Linked DNA regions of Homo sapiens: region 1 is linked to region 2. Evidence: chromatin loops called from intact Hi-C (ENCODE). Cell type or tissue: HCT116. All regions are shown on one strand. Links, peaks and the distances in the headings refer to the core of each region. The heading gives the core; the rest is flanking DNA.

Region 1 (5,383 bases), core at 128-5,127, 430 kb after region 2:
ATATACAATATGTATATATCTATAGGTACTATATATACAATATGTATATATCTATAGATACTATATATACAATATGTATATATCTATAGATACTGTATAGATATCAATATATATACAATATATAAAGCAAATCAATATCTATATACTGTAAATCAATATATATACAATATAGTATAATATTTTTCGTCTGAGAAAGAAGAGGACATTTTAAAAAGTATGTATCACCAGGCGTGGTGGCTCACACCTGTAATCCCAGCACTTTGGGAGGCCGAGGTGGGTGGATTGCGAGGTCAGGAGTTTGAGACCAGCCTCACCAACATGGTGAAACCCTGTCTCTACTAAAAATAGAAAAATTAGCCAGGGCTGGTGGCGCGCGCCTGTAGTCCCAGCTACTCGGGAGGCTGAGACAGGAGAATCGTTTGAACCCGGGCGGCAGAAGTTGCAGGAGCTGAGATCGCGCCATTGCACCCCAGCCTGGTCTAAAAATAAATAAACAAACAAATAAATAAATAAATAAGTATGTGTCTGCCTGCTTATTCAAAAGGAGGTGCAGGAAGGATAAAAAAGAAACTGGTAAAATGGATTACCTATAGGGGGTAGATGAGAATGAGTTGAAAAAGCTGGAGAAGGAAAGAAAAAGAAGCAATGAAGGGAAGTGATATTTCTTCGAGTATGTCTCTTTTGCACAGTTTAACTTTTAAAATGATGTTATGTTTTAAGTATGTACAAAAAATAAAATAGGCTGAACACAGTGGCTCATGCCTGTAATCCCAGCAATTTGGGAGGCCTAGGCGAGCGGATCTCCTGAGGTCAGAAGTTCAAAATTAGCATGGTCACCATGGTGAAACCCCGTCTCTATTAAAAATACAAAAATTAGCCTGGCATGGTGGCGCTCCTGTAATCCCAGCTACTTGGGAGGCTGAGACAGGAGAACCACTTGAACCTGGGAGGTGGATGTTGCAGGGAGCCAAGATCACGCCATTGCACTCTAGCCTGGGCAACAAGAGTGAAACTCCGTCTCAAAAAAATAAAATAAAATAAAAAAATAAACAAGGTCAGGGGAAAGAGTCAAAATGGACCTGATTACTTCAAATGAATCACATAACTGAAAAAGAAAGGGCGAGACCTTACAAAATGGATCCAAATGCAGTGTTTGGACTGAATATTGTCAGGCTCAAGACAAAAGGGACATGACAAAAAAAACTATCAACAACGTTGAACTCTTGGTACCTTTGTTTCATAGTGGCGTTGTTTAGCGTGCTGCCCACAGAAGCCATGCACTAGAAGCCCATGATCAGGGTCATTAACCATAATCCAAATCCCAGGATAATGACAGAAATAATGTAAACACAGAAAATACTATTTCAAAAAGTGTTTGGAAATGAGTTTTTCAACTGGGAACTGTTGCAAAGTGGTCAAATTTTCTGTGAAAGAAGAGCTGGTCTAAACTCCAAGGAACCACAGAGACAGGCTATGCAAAGGTCACTGCTCTTAAAGATTTTGGATTTTAATCAAGACTGCCCAAAGTGCTCCCCCATGCCTGGATTAATGAGCCATTTCAAGGGAGTTTTAAAATGGTCCATTTCCCAGTCATTCCATCACCAGTTTATTATTTTTATATCATGTCCTTTTCCTCTTCTCTTGAAATCTTGGGGATACGTTTCAAATAATATTGGGAAAGCATAATTTAGTGAAGAAAGCGATGCATTTGTCTGTTTCGGCCTTTGTGATATTTCCTTCTCCTCACAAAATGTTCCCAAATGGGATGGGTTTAGACCTAACTGAAGTAAAACTTCTGAAGTTCGCCTGAACAGGGACTTGAACCCTGGACCCTCAGATTAAAAGTCTGATGCTCTACCGACTGAGCTATCCAGGCTCTCTACACTGGGCTCTAACTCACTAAGAAGTGCTAATAAGGCTCATGATTTCAGTAATTATTAGGTTCTTCCAAGCGTTCTGGTCATATACCTGTGCCTCAGCACTGCAGCCGAGCTTTATTATATTGAACATTCATTTCAACCTCAAACTGTTTATTCGTTAAATATAAAATTATTGTGTAGTATTTATTACAGGGGAAATGACGAAGAAAATCGGGCTCAGAATAGAGTGGGACCCCTTCGGTAGTGAATAATCCCGCAGCTCATTATTGCGAACAGCAGCCCTTAGAGATCGTAGCTGGCTGGTAAAGGCGGCTTTAGAGCGGACGCCCAGGCTTCTTCATCAGCTTACCAGAAGGTTGGAGGCAGAAGGTACGCATTTCAACAATGACTTCGATAAGTGGGAAGAAACTTCAGAAGTATCAAACATTTGGGTAAAGAAAGATTGTTATGTCACAAGGGAAGCAGTTCAATTCCCGTTGTTTCCTCCGGTGTTTTCCTAGCTCTTTAAGAGATGAAGTTTCCTGGAATCGTAATGCCAGAGCAACACACAAGTGACACCCGCTTCTGTCTGGGGAATTACCTTCTTCAAAACACACGTCAAAATTTTATAATATCTTTTTCCCGGTCGCCCAACCTAGTCTTCATCTTTCGCTCTCTTTTTCTTCACCTCTTCCTCAGTCTTTCCCTTCTTCACACCGGTCTCTGCTCCTCTACCGCCTTATTTTTCAGACCTCCCATTTGCAGATTCACTCATTTCTCCGCTTATGCTTCCGTTCTTTGAAAGTGAACCACTAGGTTTCAGAAAGCACCAGGCAGTTAAAACAGAGTTTACTCCCTCGGTCACTGTAGGTCTTCAGTCATTCATGAGAGGTGTTAAAGCACCTCTAACAAGTGCAAGATGCAGTGTTTTGGAGGAAAAAAACAGGCACCTAGCAGAGGATGGTTTCGATCCATCGACCTCTGGGTTATGGGCCCAGCACGCTTCCGCTGCGCCACTCTGCTGTCCCCTTCAGCTGTTGTGCCTTATCTCCAAGTAACTTAAACATCTCCTAACACCGCTGTCCAGCTGCGTCAATATTTTTTTCTTCCTTATCCATTTATCTTCTCTAGTCTCTGTCTTTCATCCTCGAGTTGTCTCACGTTTCCTTCTCAACATAGTCACCTACAACTTGTTGTTTGCTCCTTTGCAACTTAAGAAAACCGATTGAAATCCTTTCTCAGGAACTTGATTTTCAAACCGTTAGGCTCTCATACACCGACTTCTAGGGTTGGATTTAGAATTCAGGGCTTGTTCGTTTGTTTGTTTGCTTGTTTGTTTGCTTGCTTGCTTGCTTCCCACGCCTTCCATAGTGCACTCACTGTCTGCATTTGGAACACCTTGACTCCTCCGTGTCCCTGGTAAGACAAGGGCACTGTGTGGTCCTGTGGCCCTGTCCTCGGCCAGGTTGGAGGGACTAAGGAGAAACTGAAGATGCAGCGAACGGAAGAGAAGGAAATGCATGTACTTCTGAAAATCGTTGCTCGCGGAATTGAGGCAGACGTGGAGACGACATGCCTACTCAAAGAAGATTCAGTTTTCCGTGTCCCCACCACAATGAAACTTCTTTCACAAAGATCATAATGGGTATTCCTAACTACAAGGAGAGCGTGTGTGTGTTGTCCACTTGGCCTTTGGACACTGGGTCGGAAAACTGAGGCTCAGATCGCTTTCTAGGTGCGTCTGTGGACCCGTTTTTGTCAGTCTTGGTTCTTCCAGCCAAGGAATTGCGCAAAGCTGTTTTAAAGATTCTGTGTATAATTTAAGCTCCCCAATGGGGTGAGCTTCATGGGCCTGAGATCTATGCAGTCGCACAATTTACCACCATCCCCCGAGCACCCCTACACACACACACCCAGTCCTACTCTTGGGGTTTAATGTTTTGTAATGACTCTCTTGAAGTTCTCAATAGTTTTATCCTTAAACTTATGTTTTGTAAGCTATAGCCAACATGACAATGTAGCATGCTTAGGCATGGGGGTCTGTTGGCTCCCAAGAGTTCTGCCGAAGAGTTGACTCCCAAGAGCTCTGCTTCCCCTGGATGGGTTTTCAGCAACGAATTTGCCCTGCTAACTGACATCCTTCCCCACTCTCTTTCCCGACCCCTCTTCCCCACCTGCCTCCAGCAGTAAAGCCCCCTAGGGGGTCTACAGAAGAGGGATTAAGTTCCTGCAGCCTAATCCCGGGATTTCTGGGGTGTGGCATAATGGCTGTCATTCCCGACACTGGCTGGCAGACTGGCAGAGCCCAGGTGAGTTAGGAGGGTGTCTTGGTGGGAGTGAGCCTGCAGCTCACACCCATATCAGTATATATTCATAATTATAACAGCATTGTCTTCCTGCTTTTTGAACAAGGGCTCCCTCATTTTAATTTTTCACTGGGCCCTGCAAAATATATAGCTGGTTCTGCTCCCCAAATTTCAGTGGTGTTTGGTTCTCTTTGCTGGGCTCCCCTCAGGCTTCTTTACTATCTTGTTCTCATACTTGAAAAATCAGACCCTGGGGGCCGGGCGCGGTGGCTCACGTCTGTAATCCCAGCACTTTGGGAGAACGAGGCGGATGGATCGCGAGGTCAGGAGTTCGAGACCAGCCTGACCAATACGGTGAATCCCCGTCTCTACTAAAAATACAAAAAAGTTAGCCAGGCATGGCTGAGATTGCGCATGGCTGTAATCTCAGCTACTAGGGAGGCTGAGGCAGGAGAATTGCTTGAAACCAGGAGGCGGAGTTTGCAGTGAGCCAAGTCACGCCGCTGCACTCCAGCCTGAGCGACAGAGCAAGACTCTGTCTCAAAAAAAAAAAAAAAGAAAAAGAAAAAAGAAAGAAACATCAGACCCTGGATTCTTAAAGATGGAGCTTGGAGTCCTCAAGGGAAGAATTTGGAGGCTTCATTTTGAAACCCCAATGCTTAATACTGCTATAAGTTTCTATTTTTACATTATCTAAATATTATAAAATTCAAGTCAGAAAAGATGCCAAACCATTTAAATTACTAACACATTTAGATAATATATCAACTAATCTCTAATAATTTAATTACTTATCAGACATTTTTTGAACAGTGACAAAGATTCTCTTCATGACCAAACTCTAGTCAGGTTCCTCTGAAGGCTCTTCTCAACAAAAGCTCTGACTTTTGGACTTAAATGTTTGTAGCTCTGCATTGCGCACTTTTAACAATAATCGTGTTAAGTCAGTTTAGCCAGAATCCCTCATCCTCTATTATCTGATCACCCTTCATATCTGATCAGGTTCCTCATCCTCCACCATGCTCCAGTGATGTAATCACCCTGGCCTGCCTTCAAGAATCCTATCAGGCCAGGTTAGCCAGAAACCCCCTTACCTGTGATGTTTCCTTTCAGTAATTTTCTATCCAGTGACCTCATCTCCCCACTCTGATCCTTGGCTATAAATTCCCGCTTTTCCTTGTTGTATGCAAAGTTGAGCCCGGTCTCTCTCACCTACTG
Region 2 (5,383 bases), core at 106-5,105:
TGCCACAAGTGAATGATAAAACTGCTAAAGCAATAAACATTTTGATCTTGCAATTCTCCAGAACACATTTTCTCAGATCTTACTGGCCTGAGTAGCAGAAATCTATGGACTCTGACTCAGAGGCTATCTCTTAGTGAGAGAGCTAGGGTCCTAGATCTATTACAGAATAAAATTGTAGTGACAAGTGAGTAATAGGGCTCAATAAAACCCATGCTGTATGATTTGCTCGAAAAGTAGAGAGCTTGCTTGGCGTGTACCATATGATACTCAGTGCAAAGCACATGTTTATCTTAGAGGTGTGAAGTTCTCTGGTTCACAATAATGTTTTGCAGCTTTGAGTGAGCATTGCTAGAAATCTGGTATAAACAGGGGAATTGTGAGATTAAAAGCTTGCATTTTATGAATGCACTAATATTGGTATGGAAGTATCTTACACAGTCTGCCAACCACATTTTCAGAAAGAAAACTGTTTTACTCTACCTATGGCATTCATGGTCTTGAAATGACTTTTTAATATTTCTATGTTTTATCATTCTCATCTCTCCATGGAAATTAATGAAAGTTACCACCTTCTAAGATTGTTCTAAAGATTTAAGGGTGGTAAATGCATGATGGCACTAGCTCAGTAAGGTACAAACAAACAAACAAAATAATAAAATAAGCCATTTTTGGAGCTAAATAAATAAATATCATTGCTACTTAAGTGGTGGAAGGCCTTCATGCAGTAGTAATATTGCAAAGACTGGTACCAGACTCAGCATCTATTTAACTTGACTACAATCCTGTGCTTCTTTGATGCTGATAAGGTAGTTCTAACAATAATAAGAAGGGTTTTGTCTGTCCTCAGTATTGAGGCTTATTTGAAGATCTGAGCAAGGCTTTTTATAAGGCGGATGTTGGCCAAAATGTTTGCTATGATAGGCCATAAGTTTAGGGAAGACACAGATGTTGTGGGAAAAGGTAGGTTCTAGAAAGAATAGCCCCAAAAGTCAGGGAATCAGGAAAAGAACTTTCCTTCTAATGTCAGCAGAAATCCGGATGAAACACTTTAAGCAGGGGTTTCGTAGTGTTAATTTCTCTCAAGGGTGCAGCAATCTATCTGTAGCCACACCACTCCAGCACCTACTTTATGTTGAAATGTCTGCTTGTATCTTGGAAAGATTTCCAAAAGGAGAAACAAAGGGCTTTTCTTCCAGGGTTTTACACATACCAAGATTTATGAAACACCTGTCAGTGAGAAACAGAAGTCGGGGAATACATAACTAAGCTTCACAAAAAACCTCAGCCAATAAAGCTGAAAAATTGGTATAACCTGGCTTTGTGATTAGCTAGGTAGTGAGTAGAGGTTCATGACCCACAGGAAATAAATCAGAAGCAACACCAGGCTTGGTTAAAAAATAAAAACTCAACCTCAACCTAAGTAATTTCTCATCTTTCCAGGGTCTTGCATTTTGTGGATGCTTAATGAATGCATATGCAAAGCACCAGGCAGTTATTTAAATATTTCAGGATATTGGTTTCATCTGCTTTTCCCCATGCTAAGCTGCATTCAGCTAAACATTCCATGACTCCTTCTGCATTCATTAAACTGACAAAGAACCTGAGATAAAAGGTCATGCAACTCTGTGAGGCCCAAGTGAGAGGTTCCCACAGCATCCTGTGAGGGCTATCACATTGTACTCTACTTTGTTCTCTACTTCTCTGTATCATCCACGCAGTTTTACAATCTATGTGGGTCTAGAAATTGAGTCTATTTTAACCCAGCAGGCAAATGAGCAGAACAAGACTATGACAGAAGCAAAGATATCCATCCAGGAGAACTCCCTGTGTACACCTAACTCATTGTTTCTAACAGCAGATCTCCTGTTGAGACCAAAGCTGTCTTTGAAACAGAGGGTCTCAAGGTGCCTAGTTTGGGTAAGTGGGAAGCAGGGTGACCACAGATCTCCACGACATCACTGTGTCCTCGTCTAGGCTCACTTTCTTGTGCCAGATTAGATAAAATAGAAGGAAGCATAATGGTTTTACTCAATTGCAGTGAATTAGCTCAGAAGGTAGTGTCGTGGGTTCTATAACCCAGCGGTAAAGAGATTGGTTTCCATATCACTTGTGTTTTTGTTTGTTGTTGGATTTTTTTAGTTGGTTAGTTTGTTTTGGGGTGTTTTTTGTTGTTGTTTTATCTCCCTGTAGAACATAAATTCAATAATGGAAGAAAATTTTGCTGTTTTATTCAATGTTCTTTCTCCAATACCTAGAAAAGTACCTGAAATGCAGTAATGACTCAACATTTGTGGACAGAATGAATGCACGAACAGAGAAATAAATTTAAAATATGTTGCGATATCCAATATTTCCTGTAGGGGGAGATAGTCACCATGAAATAGAAATTTCACTCATTTCAATTTGAAATAAATTCTGAAATCTTGCATTGAAGAAAAGTATTTTTTTTAGTGTTGGAATTGCTGCTTTGTTGCTGGTTCAGAAACACAGATGTGCTTTCTTTGTCACAAAATTAAGTACACTTTTGTCAAATTGATACATTTTACAAAAATGTTATAAATACGATATATCTGAACATATGCCCAACAGGGGCCCTGTGGCTTAGCTGGTCAAAGCGCCTGTCTAGTAAACAGGAGATCCTGGGTTCGAATCCCAGCGGGGCCTTACGTGTTCAATTTTATATTTTCAATAGTATGTTGCAAATACATATGTTGAAAATGCATTAAGGAATTTATAGGTTGTGAAATCCGTATTGAGCGATTAGCACAATTATGGAGAGTCCCTTGCAGGTAACTGCATCACAATATGAAAGGGTTGGGATGAAGGGAAAAATTAATAAAGTTTCTGTTGGTAAAAAGCAATGGGTTTGCTGATGACAGGTAAGACTGGGGATATACAAGTTGTACAAAAAAAAAATCTTGTAATACATAGTAGAGAGTAACATTTCAAATTCTGTTGTAGACGTTCAGTCTCCAGCCTCTTAACCTTGATAGCCATCATTTTCAGCTACATGATAGATTTTGATTATCAGTGTCAGGCAAATAATTAATAAGTCATGGCATTTTGTTTGGAGTCTGATTCACTTTGATTTTTGAAAACAAGAGAGCAACAGTGCAATTTATATTCTCACCATTTCTGTTTTGTATGACCCTAAGAATTGTCTTATTTGTGCATCTAGGATCTAGGGACTCAATGATATCTCGAGGAAATAAATCACAAATGAATGAAGACTTTCCTGAATCTTAAGTGGCATTGCAGTTCATAAACTAAAGTGTACCCTCTACAGCACTGGCCTACTCATTAGGCTTCTCAGTTTTATCTAAAGAGATTTCAAATGTTATTATCAGAGTTCTACCAGAGTCATAGTCTTTTCACTGCTGTAAAAGTAGTCCTGCACTGTGCCTGAAATCATTTATACTTCAGAGTAAATCTGAATTCTGCTTTCTCATTTTATTCATAGCAGTTCTCTCCCACCTACTTTCAAAGGAATGTGAGCAAAAGAGATTGTCACAAGCCTCAGCTTCACTTCTAAGAAAACTGATATTTAAAGGATCCTGAAAATTGGAATGCTGCTATTGAAAAATTTGTAAACAATTGATTAAGCTATGTCTTCAAAGTTTAAGTATAAAAATACAAACTTGAATACTACAGTATTCTCTCCTTCTTGCAAACTAAATTCAAAGAAGGCTGAAAATATCTTAAGATTTATATATTACATGTCATAGTGTTATTCTTGCTCTACGCTTACTAAAAGCTCAGAGAGGAACAAATATGTTCTCAGGTACATTTCAGTTAAGTGGCCCTAAACAACCTGTGTCTGAAATATTAAGTGGAACACACAAATCACATACCAAACTCTCACTACCTGACACCTGTCAGTTACTCCAAACTCAACCTACACATTGAAAGGAAGCTTCAGGTCCGGTGCGGTGGCTCACGCCTGTAATCCCAGCACTTTGGGAGGCTGAGGCAGGTGGATCACAAGGTCAGGAGTTCAAGACCAGCCTGACCAACATGGTGAAACTCCGTCTCTACTAAAAATACAAAAATTAGCCGGGCATGGTGGCATGCGCCTGTAATCCCAGCTACCCAGGAGGCTGAGGCAGGAGAATCGCTTGAACCCAGGAGGCAGAGATTGCAGTGAGCCGAGATCGTACCACTGCACTCCAGCCTGGGCAACAGAGCCAGACTCCATCTCAAAAAAAAAAAAAAGAAAAAGTAAAAGAAAAGAAATGGAAAAGAAAAGAAAGGAAGCTTCCTCCATTATTAACATATTTGCAGACTGTCTCACAGCCTGGTTTTGAAAGATGAGGAAGTAGAATTCTCCCTTCCCCCTGTTATATTTATGAAAGAAGGGAGAAGTAAATTAAGAGGAATGACAGAAGATGACACAGAATATATGGTGTCAATGTTATTTAAAGCTTTGCAAAATAACAGAGATTCAGTGAATAATTTTTATAGTGACATGAAATATTCTTAGAAAGACAATGATTAAAAGGAATTCAAGAAAGCAAGATAAACAAGAAAGTAAGATAAGATAAATAAAACAAACCAAAATAAACAAAAGATTTGCTGGGTTTGGTGGCTTATGCCTGTAATCCCAGTACTTTGGGAGGCAGGCGGATCACCTGAGGTCAGGAGTTTGAGACCAGCCTGGCCAACATGGTGAAACTCCGTCTCTATTAAAAATACAAAAATTAGCCAGGCATGGTGGTGTGCACCTGTAATCCCAGCTACTCGGGAGGCTGAGGTACGAGAATCACTTGAGCCCAGGAGGCGGAGGTTGCAGTGAGCCAAATCACACTACTGCACTCCAGCCTGGGTGACAGAATGAGACTGTCTCAGAAAAAAAAGCCTTCAAGCAAAACAAAACAAAACAAAACAAAAACAAACACTTGAAAATAAAATATCTGACAGTTTATGAGCAGTAGCTTTGGTTTTTAAAGATATCGATTTATAAATCAAATCTTGAAATATGATGTTTTAATGACTTTTTAAATAATTTTCTGTACTCTAGAGCAGGCAGAACATTCTTCACACAGAGCATTTCATCTCAAAAGCTTTCTGCTCTTTGTTTTAATTCTCCGGTGGCCATCAATTCACTTCTCAGAAGACTAATATTTAAAGGACCACGCGAATTGGAATGCTGCTATTGAAAACCTTATAAGGAATTGATTAAACTGTGTCTTCAAGGTTTAAGTACCTAAAAATACAAACTTGGCATGCTTGTTCCATTAGCAAACCATCCCAACACATATTTTTATTTGTATTTATTATTAGTATATATTTGATATTAAACAAGATGCAATAAGCCATAATTTCAGTTATTTATTTAAATGTTAACTTAGTCACAACTTTACTTTGTTCATTTGAATCTAGCATT

Evidence for each region. A loop is a pair of places that touch in the nucleus more often than their neighbours do. Peaks named below come from ENCODE experiments on the same cell type or tissue, not always from the same donor. Only the 100,000 strongest peaks of a DNase experiment are listed, where the experiment ranks them.
Region 1: it touches region 2 in a loop (2.6-fold over the local background); 9 of 110 quality-filtered maps call a loop at or near these places.

Annotation. Positions count from the first base shown.
Region 1 is chr6:27,590,011-27,595,393 of GRCh38, forward strand. It overlaps TRK-TTT4-1 (tRNA-Lys (anticodon TTT) 4-1), which reads right to left and starts at 1,876; the gene lies at 1,804-1,876. It overlaps TRX-CAT1-6 (tRNA-iMet (anticodon CAT) 1-6), which reads right to left and starts at 2,882; the gene lies at 2,811-2,882. RefSeq lists an enhancer at 2,397-2,606 and silencers at 2,580-2,874, 2,847-2,936, 4,340-4,634. In HCT116, for the core only: no CTCF peak of the experiment used is centred there; no DNase peak of the experiment used is centred there.
Region 2 is chr6:27,159,681-27,165,063 of GRCh38, forward strand. It overlaps TRT-AGT6-1 (tRNA-Thr (anticodon AGT) 6-1), which reads left to right and starts at 2,591; the gene lies at 2,591-2,664. In HCT116, for the core only: CTCF peaks have their summits at 2,368 (motif pointing right) and 2,574; a DNase peak (open chromatin) is centred at 2,651; H3K27ac peaks cover 405 bases.